Regions from separate parts of the Homo sapiens genome. Here region 2 is linked to region 1. Evidence: read pairs that join two places in POLR2A ChIA-PET (ENCODE). Cell type or tissue: PC-9. All regions are shown on one strand. Links, peaks and the distances in the headings refer to the core of each region. The heading gives the core; the rest is flanking DNA. Region 1 overlaps CANT1 (calcium activated nucleotidase 1). Region 2 holds the start of LINC01978 (long intergenic non-protein coding RNA 1978).

Evidence for each region. ChIA-PET counts read pairs that join two places held together with the same protein. Peaks named below come from ENCODE experiments on the same cell type or tissue, not always from the same donor. Only the 100,000 strongest peaks of a DNase experiment are listed, where the experiment ranks them.
Region 2: POLR2A ChIA-PET joins it to region 1 with 14 read pairs; 2 of 35 experiments call an interaction of 5 or more read pairs at or near these places.

What each region holds. Positions count from the first base shown.
Region 1 is chr17:78,994,201-78,999,563 of GRCh38, reverse strand. CANT1 (calcium activated nucleotidase 1) reads left to right here. Exons shown (of 5, transcript NM_001159773.2): 2 at 1,601-1,724; 3 at 1,920-2,572; 4 at 4,343-4,546. The coding sequence starts at 1,942. Among named protein-coding and RNA genes, the nearest start is that of CANT1, 13 kb to the left of the region's middle. In PC-9, for the core only: no CTCF peak of the experiment used is centred there; a DNase peak (open chromatin) is centred at 3,323; H3K27ac peaks cover 1,977 bases.
Region 2 is chr17:79,916,718-79,922,080 of GRCh38, reverse strand. LINC01979 (long intergenic non-protein coding RNA 1979) reads left to right here. Exons shown (of 6, transcript NR_110850.1): 3 at 1-131; 4 at 455-677; 5 at 2,245-5,363. It overlaps LINC01978 (long intergenic non-protein coding RNA 1978), which reads right to left and starts at 2,724. Exons shown (of 2, transcript NR_110851.1): 1 at 2,505-2,724. In PC-9, for the core only: no CTCF peak of the experiment used is centred there; a DNase peak (open chromatin) is centred at 2,810.

The sequences.
Region 1 (5,363 bases), core at 356-5,355:
GTTGAGGCTGCAGTGAGCGTGATCACTGTTGCCTGGGCAACAGAGCGAGGCCCTATCTCAGAAAAACAAAAAAAGAAATGTAGGCGGGATTGGCATAGCAGGTAAGATAGAGTAATTCGAGCTCAGTGGAGACTTCTTGGGCCTGGCTGGGGTTTTGAGGCCTTGGGACTAGAAAAGGGGCAGGGCCTGGATGCAGTCAGAGGAGGATGTCCAGCACGGGGAACCCCAGCCCTGCTGCCGGGAAGGCCCCGGTGATCAGCCCTGTGACCACCTCAGGGGGTCCTGAGAGGCCTGCCCCTTAAAGGGAGCATGGAGTCTTCCCTGCGGGCCTGGAGGAACTGCTGGCAGCCCCCCTGTGCTGTTAGGAGGATCACTCTGAGCAGCAGGTTCCACGTATGTGCCTTGTTCACTCCTTGAACCTCACCCTGGGGCTAAAACCTAGGACTGTCCGAAAGTTCCATGTGGAATTGTCACCCTGTTTTTGTATCTTCTCAGCCCAGCAGGCTGCGGCGTGGAGAAGGGGGTGTCTCTGGTGGGGGTGTCTGTTGCTGGCTGCCGTGCACCAGGGCCTCGTGGTCCACATATTTGGGGCCCAGAATTGCACGGAGCCACTGGAGTCCCCAAGCCCTTCCCAGGCGCCCTGGCAGGGAGGACAGCGTCTGCCCATAAAGGCACATGTTTGCTGCTTTGTTGTTTTCTCAAGGAGGACCCAGCCAGGGAAGCTTCTCAGGCCGGGATTCACTGAGCTATAGTTGGAGGGCAGAGATATGGAACCTCTGCCCAGGGCCAGTGTTCTCGATCGAAGCACCGGGAGCTGTCTCCCCACGCCCCACTGTGGCACTTGGCGGCTGTCCAGAGACAGGCAGCTCTCACCAAGGCGGCGCAGACGTGGGCCTGGTGCCCCATGGCTGCACTGAGCCATCATGCTGTATGCCCGGGAAGTGGGCTTGGCGACAGCAGTGAAGGGCTGCAGTTCCTGGCCGCCACCAGCACCCTGACCCTGGGGCTCTGCCACAGAGCCACGCCTGGGGTGGAGGGTGAGCTGGGAGAGGCCTGCGGCCGAGCCAGGCCCCGCAGTGAGCCGAGCAGTTCTTTGGCGCCAAGGCACAGACACGCTGGCCTCCAGGCAGTCAGGGCAGCGCAGACTCTGGTCCCTGCAGTCATTTGCATTAATAGAAAGGCGCCAGGGGACAGACACTGCCAAAAACAACAACAGATACGAAAAAGAAGGAGTGTTTTTATTTGGTTTGGATGTGTTTGGTATTCCAATGCTGCAGGAGCCTAACCCAGAGGAAGTGGAGACTCCTTTACTGCACATCTGTCTGCTCCAGGCCAGGCACTGTTCTAGGAGCCAGGATACAGAGGTGGAGACAGAAACAAACAAACCGATAACTGTATACAATACTCTAACGTCAGGTGGGGACAAGGGCCAAGGACCCAGGGACGGAGGGTGATGTCTGCAGCAGGGCAGTCAGGGAGGGCTTCCTGGATGAGGTGGCATTTGAGTAAAATACAGACCTGTACCCTGTCTATGATCCTATCCCACTTCACCCCGTCAGCCTTCCCCTCCCACCTGACTCTCCTGCGCTTCTCTCTTTAGAGGGACCACAGAGCACCAGCCTGCATGGAACTTCCTTCCTCACTCAGCTTCCCACGTTGCCAGCTGGGACAGGGGAGATGGAGTAATTTTGCTGTGGAAAGACTTCACGTCTTGCCGAATGAAAGTAAGCAAAGATACTGCTAGAGTCGGGAATCTAGAGTCGGGAATTCATTAAGCCAAGGGAGTAAGAATGGCCACAGAGTAGTGAAATACTGTTTCTTCTGGAAAAGTCAGCCTCCAGCGCCTGCAGCTTCCGGAACTAAGATGTGACTGGGCTTGCGGAGGCGCTGACTCCTCTCCTCCCTCCCTGGCTGTGCAGGTCCCGCCTGTCTGTCACGCTGATGCCCGTGCAGCTGTCTGAGCACCCGGAATGGAATGAGTCTATGCACTCCCTCCGGATCAGTGTGGGGGGCCTTCCTGTGCTGGCGTCCATGACCAAGGCCGCGGACCCCCGCTTCCGCCCCCGCTGGAAGGTGATCCTGACGTTCTTTGTGGGTGCTGCCATCCTCTGGCTGCTCTGCTCCCACCGCCCGGCCCCCGGCAGGCCCCCCACCCACAATGCACACAACTGGAGGCTCGGCCAGGCGCCCGCCAACTGGTACAATGACACCTACCCCCTGTCTCCCCCACAAAGGACACCGGCTGGGATTCGGTATCGAATCGCAGTTATCGCAGACCTGGACACAGAGTCAAGGGCCCAAGAGGAAAACACCTGGTTCAGTTACCTGAAAAAGGGCTACCTGACCCTGTCAGACAGTGGGGACAAGGTGGCCGTGGAATGGGACAAAGACCATGGGGTCCTGGAGTCCCACCTGGCGGAGAAGGGGAGAGGCATGGAGCTATCCGACCTGATTGTTTTCAATGGGAAACTCTACTCCGTGGATGACCGGACGGGGGTCGTCTACCAGATCGAAGGCAGCAAAGCCGTGCCCTGGGTGATTCTGTCCGACGGCGACGGCACCGTGGAGAAAGGTAACTGGACCCTGAGGTTTTATGGAGGTGTGGGTGGGGAGTGGGAGCTCAGGGCCTGGCTGGCAAACACAGGCACATGGTAAAGAATTCACACACCTAGAAGCCAGGGATGTGGTGAGGGAGCACGTCTCCCTCTTGCTCTGACCTGCGGCCCCCTTACCCTTAGCCAGGAGCATAGCCTACTGTCACTTCACACTGAGCAGTTTCTAGGAGGAAGAGCTTATCGCTAGAGGCCTGTGGGAGACGTGGGGAATCTCTCCAAGATGTTTTCGGCTGTATCCGCTGCTGCTCTCGGAGCCTCTGGGAACACGCCCTTTTTACACCTTCAAAGGTTCTCAAGACCACGCTAGGATGTGCCTACCAGGAGCCTTGCCCTGAAAGCCATGGGGACAGATGGTTCTCACTCAAAACCCAGACTTTGGTTTCATGTTACTGAAGGGTAAACTGCTGCCCAGCCCTCCTCTCCCTGAACCCCAGCAGGGGGAGGGCATGTGTGAGCTGTGCCAACCCCCCTGGAGTGGAGCCTGATGCCAGCCTTTTTGTTCACCAGAAAGGAGGTGCTGCTTCCACAGGGCAGGGACAGGCTTTGGGGAGGCACGGTGGCCAGTGTCTTCCTCCAGAGAGGAGCTGGGGAGGTGCCAAGGACGCTGGCAGAGGAGCTGCCAGCTCCTCTGAGCTCCGTTTGTCTGAGCTGGCGGTGGATCCCCACCTTCTAGAAAGCTAAATGCCACCGCAGGCTTTCTGAGGTCAAGGAGGAACTGCACTAAACAACGGCCCACACAGTTCATGGCCGGCCAGGCCCTCCCCACACCCGGTGATAAAATCTTCAGTGTTTGCCCAGGGCTGGGCAGGGGACGGACCTCACCTGAGGTATCAACTGAGGCGTTGGTCGCCTACTTCCTGCCTCGCACTTGTCAGGGTTTTAGGCAACCCTAGTGTAGTTCTGTCCTTCCCTTGGATAGGGAGGAAAGCGGGGTACAGGGAGCTCTGGGGTTGGGCTGTACTCAGGTCATCCGGGAGGGATGGAAGACCCTGGCATGGAGAATGTCTCATCGCACAAGCAGACCAGGAGACCGCAGGTCCCTCCAGGGCCCTGCAGAGAAGCTACTACAGTCTCGGGCAGTTCAGAGGGCACAGCTCCAGCTCTCAGGGGCAAGAAGCTGGCAAAATTTGGGGAAAGCAAACAGAAGTTAGAACACCAGGGTGTAGGGATGATAAGAATACACGGTAGAACACAGGCTCCCACACAGCCTGAACTGTGGCAGCCTTCAAAGTTAGGCTTATTTTAAATAAATCAGTTTAAAAAAAGCAAAAACAGCTTCTGAACAAATCCATTGAAAGGAAGACTGGGAGCCCCAGCACCAAGCCCCTCTCCGGCCACTGGAGTTAGAGTGATGCTCGGTGAGACCTCAGGTGTGGCCGAGGGCAGCACCCGCACTCCCCTGGGACACACGTGCCCCTTCAGAGTGCTGTCACTTTTCAGCTTTTCTAGCCTTTAAGGATAATCCTAAGGTTGGGGTTACAGCTTGAGGAGCGGGGAGTTGGGGATCAGAGGAGACTTGAGAGTGGTCACTGAACCTTCAGGAGCTGAGGGGAGGGCAGCCGGCCGGCCCTGGGCGGGAGCCAGGTGCGGGCCGGAGGGGAGGCAGGTGTGGAGCCGGGCGGGAGTCAGGTGCGGGGTCTAAGGACAGGTGCGGGGCCGGGTGGGAGCCAGGTGCAGGGGTGCGGCGGGAGCTGGGTGCGGGGCCTAAGGACACTCTGCTTGGCCAGGCTTCAAGGCCGAATGGCTGGCAGTGAAGGACGAGCGTCTGTACGTGGGCGGCCTGGGCAAGGAGTGGACGACCACTACGGGTGATGTGGTGAACGAGAACCCGGAGTGGGTGAAGGTGGTGGGCTACAAGGGCAGCGTGGACCACGAGAACTGGGTGTCCAACTACAACGCCCTGCGGGCTGCTGCCGGCATCCAGCCGCCAGGTAAGAGACGCCTGCCCCAGCCCACAGTGTGGCTTCCACAGCCCAGTCGCTGGGAACCTGCTTCCTCCTGCATTTGCCTCCAAAACCGTTTTTTATTTTAGACATAGTCTTGCTCTGTCACCCCGGTTAGAGTGCAGTGGCACGATCTCAGCTCACTGCAACCTCCACCTCCTGGGTTCAAACGATTTTTCTGCCTCAGCCTCCCCAGTAGCTGGGACTACAGGTGTGCACCACCACGCCCAGCTAATTGTATTTTTAGTGGAGACAGGGTTTCACCATGTTGCCCAGGATGGTCTCGAACTCCTGACTTCGGGTGATCTGGTGATCCACCTGCCTCGGCCTCCCAAAGTGCTGGCATTACGGGCGCGAGCCACCACACCCAGCCTCCAAGGCCGTTTCTTGCTTGATTTTAGTGATTTTGGTTGCCTCTGATGGTGGCTTCCCTCAGGCCAGTGGATTCTGGCGGCAAATGAGCTGTTTTCTCTTTCCTGCCCCACTCGCCCTGGCAGCTGGCCTCCTAGCATCCCAGCCTGTGGCCCGGTTGTCTGCACTGGTGGGTCAGGCCCTGTCCCTACCCCTGGCGCTGGGCCGTGGTGTTCCACACCAACATAGGGCCAGCAGCACTTTGGCCTCCCCCTAGTCAGGATGGAGTAGGCCTTAGGTGCCTGAGGTTCAGGAGGAAGTGACTGAGTCTGTGCCTGGGGCCCCAGACGCTGTCTCCTCTTCCTTGCAGCCTCAAGGCAGCCTCCCCGCCGATGCCTCCCCACATCCAATGGGGGTTTGTTCCCTTTCCTTGGGTTCCTCTGGATCAGCCCCG
Region 2 (5,363 bases), core at 267-5,266, 920 kb before region 1:
ATTCAGAGAGAACGAGGATGAGATTTGCGTTGGGCAAGGAGCAGTGCATAAACGCCAGTGATGTCAGCACAGCCGCCCCCAGCCCCAACTCCTGGGCTACAGGAGGGCAAGCCCCGGAGAAGCCGGGCAGGGTGGGTGCTGCGGGGAGGGCCGGCGGGACAGTGGGGCGGGCAGGGCCTCCTCAGAGGTTTCAGCGGAGAATTGAAACCGATAGCGAAAAGGGGAGGGCAGAGGGACGGAGATGAAATAAAACAAAGTGAGAGCGTAGGGAGAGGAAGAAGCCGAGAGAAATAAACACCCTGCAAGAGAAGCAAGGGGGACTTAGGCTAGACCTCGGGACCGCAAAAGGGAGGAGCTGGAGGGGACCTGGGGCAGGAGTGAGAATCACATAAGCACTCACAGGCACGACAGCCACACTCATCCTCACAAAGCCTTGTTTGTGCCCATTTTACAGAGTGAGAAAGCCGAGGCCCAGAGAGGTCAAGGAACCTGCTCAAGGTCACGCAGCTGGGACGTGGTCAAGCCCCACTGAGTCCCTCTGAAGCCAGGCTGGGGCCTCCAGTGAGTGGGGAAAGCCTAGAGGGGGTGCCGCAGAGCACGCACAGGATCCACCAGACGCCCTCGGAGGCCCTGCGGAAAGGCCAAGGGTTCTGAGAGCTCAACTCGGACCTTGGCAGGTGGGGAGCTCAGGCTGGGTCACCGTTGGCATTGAGAAGGCACTGGGGCAAGGGGATGTCCCCCGGGTTCCAGGTTAGAAGCCACAGAGAAGCATCACAGCCAAGGTTTCCGGGTGCGGAACGGTGGCGCTGGGACTCAGCCACCCTGGCCAAATGCCCCCACTCCTATGCGCCCCCCTCTCAGCACCTAAGCCCGTTTCCTCACCAGAGCCCTTGGGAAACCGCAGAAGCCCAGGTGTGTAAAGGCAAAGGGGAAATGCTCGCCTGCCCCAGAGCCAGCCGGGAAGTCCTTGCTGGAGCTGCTCTCCGGCGCTGGGGTACCTGGGCGGCCACATGCTGCCACCCAGGAAGGCAGGAGACCCAGACGCCTCCCCAGGATGCTGGCAAGCCCCTTCCCTTCTGAGAAAACAGAGGTGGCAAGGCCTCCCCGGCCTTCTCTGGGGGCTGGGCGTGTGTAAAAGCTCACCTGTGTTTGCAGGTGCCTCAGGTGGGCTGCTGAACTGGAGCCTGCCCCAGTCCCAGGAGAGAAGCTAAGCCATGTTTCACACCTGCAGCTGCCCAAACCCACTTTCTACCAGGATCCTGGCACAGGCTGCTTGGCCAAGTTCATCGGCCCCACTGCTGGGTTTGGTGCTAGTTAAGATGGGGACGCCTGTAACTTTTTGGTTGGAATGCATGGCCCTGAGTGGTGACTAAACCCCAAATCAGGCTGGCGTCAAGGGTGGCTAATGTCTCCCTAAAATGCAGGCACTGCATGGGGGGACCCCTAGTCACAATGACTGCCAGCAGCTCCTAGCTTGGGCTCTGTAGGCGACCAGCTCCCAGGGTCCAGGAAGAGGCATGTCCAGCTGCTGCCCTTAGCCCCCAGCCGACCCCAGAGGGACCAGCCCAGAGTTGGATGTCACTTTGAACATCCTGGATCCCACCTGAAATGACCCTGCCACCCACCACCCACAGGCACTGTGTTTTGCTGAGCTGAGCACAGCCTCTGGTTTGTGCCTCAACAGATGCCTCACACCTGCAGGCCCTCTCTCCTCACCCAGCCCCCGGAGAAGGCCTTGCTGCCTCTATTGTCCCAGAAGGGAAGGGGCTTGCCAGGATCCTGGGGAGCAGCCTGGGTCTCCTGCCTTCCTGGGTGGCAGCACATGGCTGCCCAGGTGCCCCAGTGCCGGAGAGCAGCTCCAGCAAGGACTTCCCGGCTGGCTCTGGGGTGGGTGAGCGCTTTCCATTTGCTGCCTGCACCCCTCCCCTGCCCGCTGCAGGAGGGGCTTCGCTGAGCCGCGGGGCACCCCCGCCCCACTCGGGGCTCCCCGGGGCGCAGGGGCCTGGGGCGTGCGGGTTGCCAAGCGACCGGCTGTTGCCAGTGGAGACGTTTGCGCAAAGGCCCCCCTGGGGCATCCCCAACCCAGACGGCCTCGTGGGGCAGGGGTGGCGAGGAGGGTGGGCTTGGGCCCCCGTGCTGCTCTGGGAAGCTCCTTCCCCCACCTCACCCACCCCCGTGAGTCCCCTCACACCTGTCCATGCCCCTCGGACCCTCGATGGTCCTCACGTGCCCTTTCTACTCTAGGGGCCCAGGAGGACGACAGGACAACCCCCAGGCTCCTCCCTGCCTCGGTGACCCTCCCCACCCCACCCCACCAACGTCTGAGCAAGACTTGCTGGAGCCAATGCAGGAGAGAAAGCTGCTGTTGCTACCGCCAGCCCAGCTCAGCTCCAACCTTCCTGGCTGTTGGCCTGCGAGGGCCCCGGGAGGATAGAAAGGGACATATTTCAAGGGAGAAGGGACGTTTCCTTACAGGGAAACAAGCTGAGTGGTCCGTAACATACCTGAGGCGTTATTGCGAGGGACAGGCAGAGCTGGACTGGGGACCCAGGCTGCTTGACATCCGGTGAGGGCCGCTCCTCCCTCTGCCCACTCGGTGACTAGCTTGCTGGGTAGCACCGGGCAAGGCTGTCTCCCTCTCTGACTGCTCACTCCCAGCTGTAGAGAGAGGTGGTTCCTGGATCACGGAGCAGTGCCTGCCTAGGGTGCAGGCCTGGGCTCGGCACAGGGCCGAGAAGCTGCTGCTCTGCCCCGCCTCCGGGAGAGGTCCTGGCACTGCCAGCCCATGAATAAGGCCTGGCAGGGCGCCGGGCGAGGGTGTGCAGAGGTCAGCGGGGAGGGCCGAGTGGCAGCGTTCTTGGGACTGGCTGCCAGCTGCAGCTGGACCTGTTTGCCTGGGCTGGGCTGTCTCACTTCCCCTGGAGCGGAGAGAACACTGGGGAGGAAGATCAGGCGTGGGCAGTGCTTCAGGGGCCCTTGAACTCCAGGATGGCCAGCTCCTGCCACAGGGGACCCAGCCAGCCGTGGCCAGAAGCCAGGGAGCCACATGCTGGAGCCGAGGACAGGCTGTCGTGAGATCAGTTCCAGCCCCTAGCCCCCTTTCCCTGCAGGCCTGGCCTGGGGGGCTAGCACAGGCTGCCAGGGGAGGTCTCTTGCCCTGTGTGACAGGGGGTCCCAGCCTGTGGCCTGCAGCCATCGACACCACAACAAGATCCTTGCTGGGGTGTTCTGCAAAACCTCAGGAACCCTGTGCCCACAAACACTGCGTGAAAGTCACCAAGTAACCCTTCTGTGATTATTCATTCATCTGAGGTTTGCTCAGCAACTTTCAGTCATCTCAATCCTGTTGCGATGAAATGCAAAGTCCTCTGACAGCGTTGTGGGATTGGGAGTAAGTGTTGCCTTTAGCAGGTACCAAAAGTGCTACTGTTATCTCAAGCAGGTGTGTGACTTTCTATGACTTTAAAAGGGACCCTCCCAACTTCTGGGAAGCCAGCCCCCTCTGATCTAGCCAATGTACCCACCACTACCCATATTTGCCTCTCTCCCTGGCACCCAAGACTGGTGGAAGAGGAAAGCCCTCTTGTAGAGACAGCCCCACTTGTCCTGATGGAGGCCATGGCTCATCCCCTCACCACATGGCCTCACTGGGCTGGACCCTGGTGCATGGCTTGGGAAGGGAGGGGCAGCTCAGGACCTGAGACAGCACAGGCCGACCACCCCGTAAGGATGGGAAGGAAGTCAGGAGTCCATGCAGTGGCACAGGCCAGGGAGGGTGGACGTTGGGAGGGGGAATGGAGGCTTGGCCTGTGCTGAAGGAGAGGGGTGGAGGCGGGCATTGGGGTGGACCATGCTCTAGTGGGGAGGTCTGGCCAGAGCAAGCAGGTAGATGCAGTCACGGGGAGTCCAGTGAGGCGGACAGCCCTTCGCCCTCATCCGGTGCTCAGTGGTGGGGTGCAGTGCGAGCTTCCACCTTCATCTGTCCCCCACACACCACCACAGCCACAGACCACATTGCCCTGCCCTGGATGCAGGAGGACACCTGCACCTCACAAGCCAGCTTGGACAAAACCAAACTAGAAAAACGAAATGCCAGGGTCACTACTGTGCCTTCCACCGAGGAGGTGACGCGATGTGTGGATGGCGGCTTGCCTCTGTGTCTGTGCAGGGTGGGTGTGTTTGTGTGTACACCATCCACAGGCAGGTGCTCGGTGTGCAGTACATGCACACACACACACATGCACACACGCACACACATGCACACACACGCACACACAGACATGTACACACACATGCACACACATATGCGCACACACACACGTACACACACAGAGGACAACATTTGGGTCAATGTCTTGCTGGGGTCTATTGGTAACACACTAAGCACTTTGCAAGGGAAGGAACTTTCCAGGGACCCTGAGCAGTGTCCAGTGGAGAGGCTGTCATCTCTGCCCCACAGCCGGAAGTGGCACCTCCCCACCCTTGTGCACAAGAGGCAAATGGACACAGGCTCCCTGAGGCCCCACACTTCCCACAGACACCCCCCTTCCCTCACAGTCCTGGGTAGCTGGCATTTTGGGCCAATCCACAGTGGCTTTAGTGGTTGACCATGGCTGAGAATATTTTGGGAACTGCCTTTTAGAATCCGTTGACAAGACACACAGACGCTGCTGTCCCGGTACTTTGCAGCCTTATCCAGGTTCACGTTGGTTTTCTCTGGATTGGGCAGTAACTCCTCCTTCCCAGGGGATGGTCATCTTTGTGACCCCACCCGGGTGGCTCTTTCCGACCATCCTCTCCATCATGGGAGAATCATGGTTTCCCACCAGAAAGGCCACCCTGGTCACATGTGCTGGGATCTGGGAGAGGAGTTCCTGATGCAACCCTGGTGTCGGCGGGGCCACGGCACCACACAGGAAGGCCAAGCCAGCTGGAGAGGCCACAGTCCTGAGGTGTGTGTCACCCCGATGTTTGTGGAGCCCCTTACAGCCAATGCTGGCAGTGCTGGGAACGCCCATGTGGAAAAAGGAGATGAGTTCCTGTCCTTGGGGAAGAGCTCATGGCTGTGTTCTTCTTGGGGAGCACCGTGGCCGGGGAGAGGAATACAAATTCTCTCTCACCTTTTATAACCCCTCCTTCAGGCCTTACGGTGAGGACCCATCCAAAGCAGAACCATGCCCAAAACAAGATACCAACAAGGAAGCATGGTGTAAGCACAGCTCACCGACAGCCGTTTCATATGGGGCTTCAGAACACCCAAGAGAGCTTTGTGTGACTCCATTGACTTGAGGTGTCCAGAATGGGCCAATCCATAGAGATAGGAAGCCGATTTGTGGTTTGCCCAGGGGCGGCGGCAGGAGGGG